Regions from separate parts of the Mus musculus genome. Here region 2 is linked to region 1. A link is a contact called in ENCODE Hi-C or POLR2A ChIA-PET data. All regions are on one chromosome and are shown on one strand. The core of a region is the stretch at or near the end of the contact, and the rest is flanking DNA. Distances in the headings are between cores, read along the strand shown.

What was found. A loop is a pair of places that touch in the nucleus more often than their neighbours do. ChIA-PET counts read pairs that join two places held with the same protein, here RNA polymerase II (POLR2A).
Region 2: a loop to region 1 is called in a map of heart, with 2.5 times the contacts of the local background. The contact joins the promoter of Sh3gl1 here to the promoter of Yju2 in region 1. A Hi-C loop is called at or near these places in 2 of 37 maps with a recorded cell type or tissue (both heart). POLR2A ChIA-PET finds 5 or more read pairs at or near these places in 4 of 5 experiments (Patski and embryonic stem cell).

Annotation. Positions count from the first base shown.
Region 1 is chr17:55,957,915-55,963,097 of GRCm38, forward strand. It overlaps Yju2 (YJU2 splicing factor), which reads left to right and starts at 1,273. Exons shown (of 8, transcript NM_028381.3): 1 at 1,273-1,347; 2 at 2,799-2,899; 3 at 4,105-4,249. The coding sequence starts at 1,324. It overlaps Gm16712 (predicted gene, 16712), which reads right to left and starts at 1,487. Exons shown (of 3, transcript NR_108021.1): 1 at 1,220-1,487.
Region 2 is chr17:56,032,978-56,037,928 of GRCm38, forward strand. Sh3gl1 (SH3-domain GRB2-like 1) reads right to left here and starts at 3,660. Exons shown (of 10, transcript NM_013664.3): 1 at 3,438-3,660. The coding sequence starts at 3,482.

The sequences.
Region 1 (5,183 bases), core at 23-2,522:
GGGGCTGGGCTCAATGCTGGGGCTTGTCATATTTTGTAGGCACAAATAATAAATAAACAAATGTAAAAAACGAATACTAAGCCTGGCAGTGGTGGTGCATGTCTTTAATCCCCAACACTAGAGGCAGCCACAGGCGCATCTTTGTTGAGTTTGAGGCCAACCTGGTCTACAGACTGAGTTCCAGGACAGCCAGCACTACACAGAGAAACCCTGTCTCAAAAACAAAAACAAAACAACAGCAAAGATACTATTTTTTAAAGAAAAAAGTAAAAAGAGTTGGGCACAGTGTCTCTTATTTGTAAACCCAGCACTTGGGAGTCAGAGGGAGGGGAGGACTACTGAGTTTTCAAGGTCAGCCTGGATTACGTGGTGAGTTCCTCTCTCATAAAAGAAGAAACGCACCGGGTGGTGGTGGCACAGGCCTTTAATCCCAGCACTTGGGAGGCAGAGGCAGGCAGGTTTCTGAGTTCGAGACCAGCCTGGTCTATAAAGTGAGTTCCAGAACAGCCAGGACCACACAGAGAAACCCTGTCTCGAAAAAAAAAAAAAAAAAAAAGGAGAAGAAAGAAGAAACGCACGCGCGCACGCACACACCACCACCACCACCAACAAAACACAATGAAAACCAGGCAGGTCACTGATTCCAGGCTTGCAGTAAGATTGTTTCAAATTTAAGGCCAAGCTGGACTGCAGAGTCTGCTCCAGGCCAGCCTGGGCATCTTAGTGAGAGGCTACCTCCCAGCATTAGAGCGCTGGGTGGTGTTTTCTGTGGTAGAGTGCCTGCCTGGCATATGCAAAGACCCTGGATTCCATCCCCAGCAGCAGAAATAAAGAAACTTAAGAAGAAGGAACACCAGAACGGGACATGGTGGCCTTTAATTATTTGGTCCCAGAACTCACAAGCAGGAGGATCTCCTTTAGTTTGTGACCACCCTGAGCTACATAGTGAGTTACAGGACAGCCAGGGACACACAGTGAGACTCTGACTCAAAAAAACAAACAGCATTGTTGATCAGAGTTAGGAGAGAAAATGTTATTATCCCAGGCAGCTTTCTCCATCCTTTCAGTGTGCTAGATAAGCGCACACAGGATCCACATGTCCCGGAACCTTTATTTCGGGTTTCAACTACCGGCACCCGGAAGGGAACGGAAGCGCACTCCCGACTCGGATCGACAAAGATTGCAGCCAATGAGAACGATGAAGCGGGTAGGCACCAACCAGTGAGCCGGCTTAGGAAGTGGCGACACTGAGGCGCTGAATCGGAGAAACTCCCCGTAGACTGAGGACCGCTTCTTCGCTTGTTCGCTGGACAGGAAGCGAAAATGTCGGAACGGAAAGTTTTAAACGTAAGTGCTCAGAGTCTAAATGTTCCTACAGAGGGTGAAGTGTGCGAGGGCTCCGGGCGAGGCGTGCTTCCTTCCGGTCATTTCCTTTTGCAAGCCCCTCTCGCGCACACGCACGCACACGCACGCGCGTCTTCCAGTCGGGCGGGAGCTTTCCAAACTCTTGCCAATCACATTTTTGGGGGCGGTCGTTAGCTTCCCCCTCTCCCCGCCCCCCCCCCCCCAGCTTCGTGAGTAACCAATCATCACCAGGGAAGCGGAGCTTCTGTCACTTTACCCAATTGGGGGCAGGACTGCTTCTTTGTGGGTTTTCCCCAGATCAGATCAGGGGATGTTGTTGGTCACCTCAGTTCTTCCCGGCTTTTGTTGAATTAATATCCGAAACCTTTTGCAGAGATGTCTACATCATGTTGGGGTTTCTGGGGTGACTCAGTCTCCACTCTTGGAAAATTTTGCTCTCCATTTCCTGGATCTGTTTTTTAAATGTTTGCTTTGGGTTAAGGTTTCACTGTACACAGAAGGCCCAGAATGGCCTCGAACTCACAGACCAAAAGTTTGTACACCTAAGATGGGCTATATTCACTTTTTAAAGGATTAGTTTTATTTTCACTTTATGTTTTTCCTTCATGTCTGTCTGTGCAGCACGTTTGTGTGCACTGCCCAGGCTGACTGTAAACTCACAGTTCTGCATCAGCCTCCTGAGTGCTGGTATGACAGTTGTACACCATCATTCCCGTCTACCGCCTGAATTAGCAAAGCTTCCTCTCTCGTGAGCCTGGTTGCCAGTAGGTGTCAAAAGCAGAGCCTCCTTGTTGGTGGTCCACATAGCTTCTTTTTGGGGGAGAGGGGAGTTGTCTCTCTTCAGCCCCCTGTCTCAAATTCCCGGGTGCTGGGTTTGGACATTGGCATGCCAGTAACCCAGAGTGGTTGTCCCTGTGCGCCTCACCCCAGCCTCCCAAGCACACAGAGAGGCCAGAGCCTGTTCTCCCCAAGGAGATTCACTGGCCAGATTTTGCCCTGGGATGGTGCCCTGCAGCCTGTGTGGTACCCTAGTGCAGGTTAGGCCACCATTGACAAGGTCTGATTTATGTCGGGCCTCCATTTCCTCATGAGTGTCTAGAATCTTATCATGTGATAGGCAGCAGGGGTCCACCCTTACTGCAAACCCTGGGCCTCTAGAACCTTCCCTAGAAGGCATGTCACAGCGTAGGAAAGTGACCCACCACACTATATAATTTGTGTTGGAAGCTTGTGCACTCCTCCCTGTCCCAACTTCTCTTCTCATGACTGTGCTTCAAACAGCTCATGTCTGGAAAGGCTCCAGCAAGCTGAATCCTGAGCAGATAGATCCCTTAAACCAGAGTATCCTGCGTCTGCTAACATGGCTCTCAGACCCCATTCCTGCCCGTATGGGACCTGAGCACCAGAAAACAGCAACGCCCTCTTCTCCACAGAAATACTACCCACCTGACTTTGACCCATCGAAGATCCCGAAACTCAAGCTACCCAAGGACCGGCAGTATGTGGTGCGTCTGATGGCCCCCTTCAACATGAGGTGAATCCCTGGGGACATGAGGCTGGAGGCTGATTCTCTGGAGAAACAACAAACAAAGATAATAGTTCCCACCCTCACAGAGTCCCCAACCCCTATCTCAGTAGAAAATCAGAGTGACACTTGGCCCTGCAGGATTTTGGACCCTCTAGTGGCAGCCCTCCTCCTGCCCAGGGCCTTTGCACCACCTATGGCATCTGCCTGCAGATCTCTTGTAGCCAGCTTCTCTGACAGAGCCTGTCTCCCATCTCATCCCAGGCAGGCTGCCAGCCTCCTCTTAGACCTTCACCCCCACTTTCCTGGGTTCAACCAGCTTTGAACCAGACAGTTATTCACACTTGACTGTGTGTGAGAATCACAATCCTGTAAGTCACACCTGTACAGTCACTGAGGATGGAGAAGCTGTCCGTGTGACTAATTGATTATATCTTGTCTTCATTTCTTTGTTTGCTCCTGTCTTAGACACTGTGAACATGGGAGCTCTTAGAAGAGAAAGCATCTAATTGGAGTTTGCTTACAGTTTCAGAGGGTTAGTCCATTGTCACCATGGTGGGGAACATGGCAGTCATGGTGCTTGAGAAGTAGTTGGAGACTACATCCTGATCTGCAGGCAGAAAGAGAGAAACACCAGATGTGCTGTGGGTTTCTGAAACCTCATAACTCACCCCTAGTGACACTTCTCCAGCAAGGCCACACCTCCTAATCATCTTCCTCCTCCCGACCCCCCAAGACTCCTCGGTGACTAAGCATTCAAATCTATGACTCTTAGGGACCATTCTCATCCACACCACCGCACTCCTCTGCAGGCAGTTGTCAGGCACGTATCATTGATGGGGCGAGGGGAGCCTCCTGACCCTCAGAGGCTGGTGGGGAGTGGGAGTCATACCCATCCTCTGTAGTAACACAAGGACACATGAGGCAGGCAGGGCAGGTGGTCTGCCAGCCGGACAGTCAGGGAAGTGTTAGAATCTCAGGCTGCCAGGACAGCAGAGAAAAGGCCCTGAGGTAGGACTAAGCCAGAGGTGTTTGTAGGTACAGCAGTAAACCAGGACAGGAAGTGGGGGGAGCAGCCAGGGTCAGGATTCTGCTGTCCCCTTGGCAGTTCTCAGAAGCTCCATACACCCAGTCCCTCCTACCTATAAGGTACATATGCTGCCACTGGGTGCTAGAGCAGAGGACAGACACTCACGCGCCTGCCCCGGCTGCAGGTGTAAGACGTGTGGAGAATACATCTACAAGGGGAAGAAGTTCAATGCACGAAAGGAAACAGTCCAGAACGAGGCTTACCTGGGCCTGCCAATCTTCCGATTCTACATCAAGTGCACGCGCTGCTTGGCCGAGATCACCTTCAAGGTAGGGGCTTCATTCATTCGCTTTCCCTCTGTGAACACTCCACAAAAGGGCAGAGTGTTGGGAAGGTGCTTGCAGCAGAACCACACACAGAAAAGCCTGCCCACCTGCATGTGTGCAAGGTATGGGATATGTTGCGGGGTCAGGAAAAAATCATGTTGTTCTGGGCCTTGCTTGTTGCTTTGCTTCGACAGTGTCCTGTAGCACAGGCTGGACTCAAACTCCGATGTACTCGGGTGACTGTGATCCTGATCCTCCGGCCTCCACCTCTGGGCTGCTAGGACGGCAGCCTTATGCCACCACATCTGGATAAAAGTCATGATTTTCTTCTGTTCTTTCGTGTTTCTTGGGATGGAGGTCAGAGCTTCACATTCTCTAGGCAAATGTTCTTCCTGAGCCACTGCGCAAGCACAAAAGCCTGAGGACTTGGGGAAAGCTAGGAGAGGAAAAGCACTCTTCCTGTCGGCACCACTGGAGGCTGTGGGGTTTTGGGTTGGTTTAGATTGGGTTGGGTTTTTTTGGTTGGTTGGTTTATTTGGTTGTTATTTTTTCACTATAAGCTTTAACCTAAAAAAAAAAAAAAAATAGGATTTGGAAAAAAAAAAAAAAAAAAGCCGGGCAGTGGTGGCGCACGCCTTTAATCCCAGCACATGGGAGGCAGAGGCAGGCGGATTTCTGAGTTCCAGGACAGCCAGGGCTATACAGAGAACCCTGCCTCGAAGAAAAATAGGAAAAAAAAATAGGACTTGATTAAAGTGAACAAAACATAAGCTTGAGGAAGTTACAGTTTATTTTACATGTGTCACGTTTGTGTGTCTGGTGCCCAGGAAGACCACAAGGGGTGGGCTTAGGTCCCCAGCCACTGGACTTACAGAGTTTGTGAGCCACCATGTCAGCACTGGGAACTGAACCAGCTCCTCTGCAGTGGCAGCCAGGA
Region 2 (4,951 bases), core at 2,410-4,909, 77 kb after region 1:
GACTTCCTCAGAACCCACACAGGAGGGCGTGCGAGGAGTCAGAGGGGACCACAGCTAGAAGACCTGTGCTGCCTGAGCCACCATCCTTCCACTTCCCCACCTGTAACAAGCGAAACTTCCAACTTCCCTCACAACCCAAGCTCATTCTATACATGACTTGCAAGGCTTGGCTGGGTAATGAGCTGGGGACCTGTGGGGTCTGGATGGGGCGGTGGGGTGGTGGTGGTGGGGAGCACGAGTTGTTGAAGCTTACTTGGAGCCCAGGTGCCTGCCCAGCTCCATCCATACCTTGCCTTGGCACCCCTGAACCTCTTTTGCCTTTCTGAGTCAGGGGCTCATGCTGACCTCAAACACACTATGTAGCTGAACTCCTGACCTGGTGTGTGTGGAGCTGAGGACGGAGCCCAGGGCTCCTTTACAGGCTCGGTGACTGTTCTACCTACTGAGCCCCAGCCTCTCCTGCCTGTTTCTCTTTTTTCTCTCTCTTTTTTTTTCTTTACAGGTAAGCTTTCACTATGTAGCCCAAGCTGGCCTAGAACTCACAACCCTTCTGACTTTCTAGTACACAGGAATTACAGGTATGCCCTGGCATACTGGCTTGTGGTTTCTCTTTCTTATGAGAAAGATAATCTAGGGACTCAGGAATCCACCAGAGAGGTGTTACTTGGAGAAAAGAAACCCAGGAGGGAGGGACCCAGGTGAAAGAGTAGAATGTTGAAAACCTGGAAAACTTCTGCAAGAGGCTGGGCCATAGGCCATCCGTGTGCAACTCTTGAGAGCTCGCTCAGAGTTCTCTGGGACAGGGCCTTGGAATGTCTAAACAGTAAATTGATTCTCACCTGAGCTGAGCTTTGCAGGTTTGTAGGCAGGTGGGATGGGTGGCCCTCCAAGTGGGAAAGAGTCTAGTGGCTGCCTATGAGTCCCTGACAGGACCTGCTGGGAATCAGCAGGGGAGGGACCTCCGGGAACTCCATCTGAGGGATGTGGGGCCACAGGCATTCAAACAGAAGGACAGCCACAGAACCCAGGCTGGCATCACAGCCTAAGGAGTTCAGGCACTGGAGGTCTCTTGCCTACTGCATAGGTCCTACCACATCAACTCCATTGCTAGCCTCCCTATGAGGTCCACAGATAGAGCTCAGATGTCTTTATCCTTAGGCAACTGCTAGGCCCTTCCTTCTTTTCAGCCCTTGGGTGACAGCACCAGCTGGCTGCTCCCTCTGGCTGGGCCTCTCCAGACTGTGGGGAGAACCTTTCTCACAGGCATGGCCCAAGCAATTCCTTACACTGTTGCTCATCTCTCTGTGGAATCTACTCGAGCCAGCTCCACACCCAGGATTCTCGGGCTGTACTGCACAGCCACAGGATTAGCACATCTGGGGCTTCTTGGAACAGAAACCGGGCAACAAACTACGTGTTCACAGACCTCCCTGCAAAGATCCAGGGCTTGCATGACTATGGGTTGCAGGCTCTGAACTACTTGTTTGAATGGGGTTTCACTACATACCCTTGGAACTAACACTGTATACCAGGCTGGCCCTCAACTTGTAACAAAACCAGGGCTTCCTGTGTGGTAGGCAAGTACTCTACCAACTAGCTACACACCCAGATCTGTTGTCATTTTGAGATATGAAAGTTCTTACTTTGAAGCCCAGAGCCCGGGTCCTATCCTATCCTCTGCATTCCGAAAGCTATTCAGGAGTTCGAGAAGGGGAGCCAGCTGCTCCAACACTGGTGGGGTCTGGCCTCTGAGCTGAGTGAGACAAGCACTGGATTGGATGCACAGGCAGAAGACAGCCTCCTCCAGCCACACTAGCATCAACCCTGGTGACCTCTAGGGTATCAGACATAGCAGCCAAGCTGGCTCCACAGGCTTCACTTGGAACTCACTTGGCTTTTGATCCTCCTGCCTCAGCGGCCAGAGGGCCTGGGGTTACAGGCCTGCCAGGCTTTCCAGCAGTGTCCCATGTAAAATGCATGTCAAGCTGAGGTCATGGCTCAGGGTAGAGCTGTTGCCAGTGTGGTTGAGGTCCTGGGCTCCAACCCCAGCAAACATCCATCAAACGAGAGAGAAAGAGAGAGCGCACTCGCGAGCACAATCGATCTAGCAACCTGGAGGAAAAGGCAGAAGAAAAGAAACTCAAAACAGACAGGAGAAAACTCAGTCACGAACTTCTGGCCACTGAGGTTTGGTGACAAACATCTGTAACTCAGCACCGGGAGGCAGAGGCGGGAGGATAATGACTATGAGGCCACTCTGGCCTGACTGAGACAGAGATGAGACAACAAGGGTTTTCTCAAGCAGAAACCTGACAGAGCTGAGGGAACAGGCTCACTTGAGCCCAGGAGTTCAAGGCAAATATAAAACCTTCAACACACAAAGGTATCCTGTCATCCCAGCGCCTGAGAGGCAGGAAGATGGAAAATTCTGGGCCAGCCTGGACTACGAGCAAAACTTGGCCTCAAAAAACCCCCCAAAAGTTCCAGAGGGACATTACACTATAGGATGTCTGAAAGGAGCGCCTGCCTGCCTGGGGTAGGGTTCTCAATGTTTATACAACGGAGGCCAGGATGCCCACCCTACAGAACTCCTGAATGTCAACACAACCAGAAAGGAGAATTTCAGTTCAGAGTCATGATCGGATCGATTAAACACTAAACCCAAACCACCAAGTACCTATAGGAATCTATAGTATGGTACAGCCAACAAAAACGTATCTTTCAAAGAAGCATACATATGTTTTAGAAATAGGGACACAAACCTGACACATTTTGTAAACTGCAGAAGCCTGGAAAATTACTTTTCACTGTCTCTTTTCAACTTGCCACAGTGTCTACCAAGAGATTTTTCTTTCATTTTTGAGACAGGGTCTCCTTATGTTACGTAACCCTGGCTGGCCTCAAACTCAGAGATCTGCTTACCTGACTGCCTCAAGTGTGCAGGGATTAATGATGTATAACACCCAGTGAGCGAGAATGTTTGTTTTTGGTTTTTTAGGTTTTTTTTTTTTCAATCCGTCTTACAGACACCGGAGAGGGAAAAGAAGAATGGGACACTGATTATTTTTTAAGCCCTGTGTGGACTTGGTTTTTTTGGATATCAACCTAGACAAACATTTTCTGTGGCCTGAGGCTATGTGGTGAGAGTCTCGGAAGCATAGCCTGGAGACTTTGGGGGGGGGGGGGCTTGCCTTCCATGCTGCGATCCCAGGAATCGAACTTACGTTGTAAAGCCTGGCGGCAAGCCCCTCTCAATGAAGCCCTTTCGCCGGCCCTCCAGAGCTTTCTGAAAGCCGCCTAGACGCGCACACCCGGTGTCCCTCTTCAAAGCACGGGGACCCGGTCTCCCCTTCCCCGCTAGCCCAAGGGAAGCCAGCTCGGCTCGTCTGCGGTCCCCAAAGGCAGGCCCGAGACCAGATCGCCTGGCCTCGCCTCACCTGGCTCGCCTTGTAGAACTGCTTCTTCAGCCCCGCCACCGACATGCCGCCTGCCGCCGTCAGGCCTCCCGCTCGAACTCCGGTTTCCGCCGGCGCCGCCGAACCGACTTCTTTCCTCCGCGCGCAGGTCGGCGCCGCCACCGCCAAATCAGCTTGCCAGCTCTGCGCCCCCGCCCCGAAGCCACCTCGGCCGGCTAGCGCGCACGCGCGGCCGGGATATTACATGGCAACCGCACACTTCCGGTGACGCCCCCATATCGCCTCACCCCACCCTACAACGGCATCTGCGCGCGCTCCGCCTCTCTGCGCGTGCGCGCCCCCTGGAGGACAGAAAGAGCATTGCCGGGGGAGGAACGGCGGAAACCCTCCCACACCAACGAGATGAGGGGGCGCCTAGAGAGGCCAGAAATCTGTGTACGTGCGCGTGTACGCATGATGCAGCTCCCTCTAGAGTCCAGGAGTAGATATAAAGCCAAAAGTCAGTTTTAATTAATTAATATTTTATTTGTGCGTGGAGAAAGCGGAGCGGAATTTGCCAGCGAGAGTGTAATAAAGACAAAGCGAGGTAAAATGGAATATCTTAGGGGCTAGAGGAACGGTTGGTTCTCCAGGTAAAAGTGCTTGCTGCCCTGGCTGACATCGGGAGTTCAGTTCCTCGCATCCACATCAGGCTGCTTGCTCATAGCTAGCTGTCTGTAACTCCAGCTCCGGGTCACAGCCCTTTCCTGGCCTCCTTCAACTGCTCTCAAGTACACCGGGTCACATATATACCCATAACTTAAAAATTAATATGAGGTATGCCAGTGGTGATGCATGTACGCCTTTAATCCCGGCAGAGGCCCAAATGCTAACACGCCACCAGCCTTCTCTCTGGGGTCCTTCCTTCAGTGTCTCCCTTCTAATAAATCGCTGAGGATACAACTAGAAAAGAGAGTCCTTTATTTCCTTCTTCATAACTTTATTTCAGAGCAGATATTGCATAACCCAGGCTAAGCCTCAAACTTACTGTATAACCAAGGATGACCTTGAACTCCTGTCCAAGCTCCTCCACGTCCCAAGTGCTAAATCACAGGTGTGCACCAATGAGCCCCACTAGAAACATATTTTCAAAATAGTTCGCTCAGACTGTAGCTATCTCCTATTTCGAGTTCCATTGGTTCATTCCTGTCATGTACCAGCTATAGGACATCATTGCTTTTTTGCGCATTAGCCCTGCAGTGAGCTTCCTCTCATCATTAAGACAGAAAGAGGACTCTAATTGAATGATATCTGTGATGGCTTGTATATGCTCAGACCAGGGAGTGGCACTATTAGAAGTTGTGCCCCTGCTGGAGTAGGTGTGTCACTGTGGGTGTGAGCTTTAAGACCCTCATCCTAGCTGCCTGGAAGCCAGTATTCTGCTAGCAGCCCTCAGATGAAGATGTAGAACTCTCAGCTCCACCTTCACCATGTCTGCCTGGATATTGCTATGTTCCCGCCTGGATGATAATGAACTGAATCTCTGAACCTGTAAG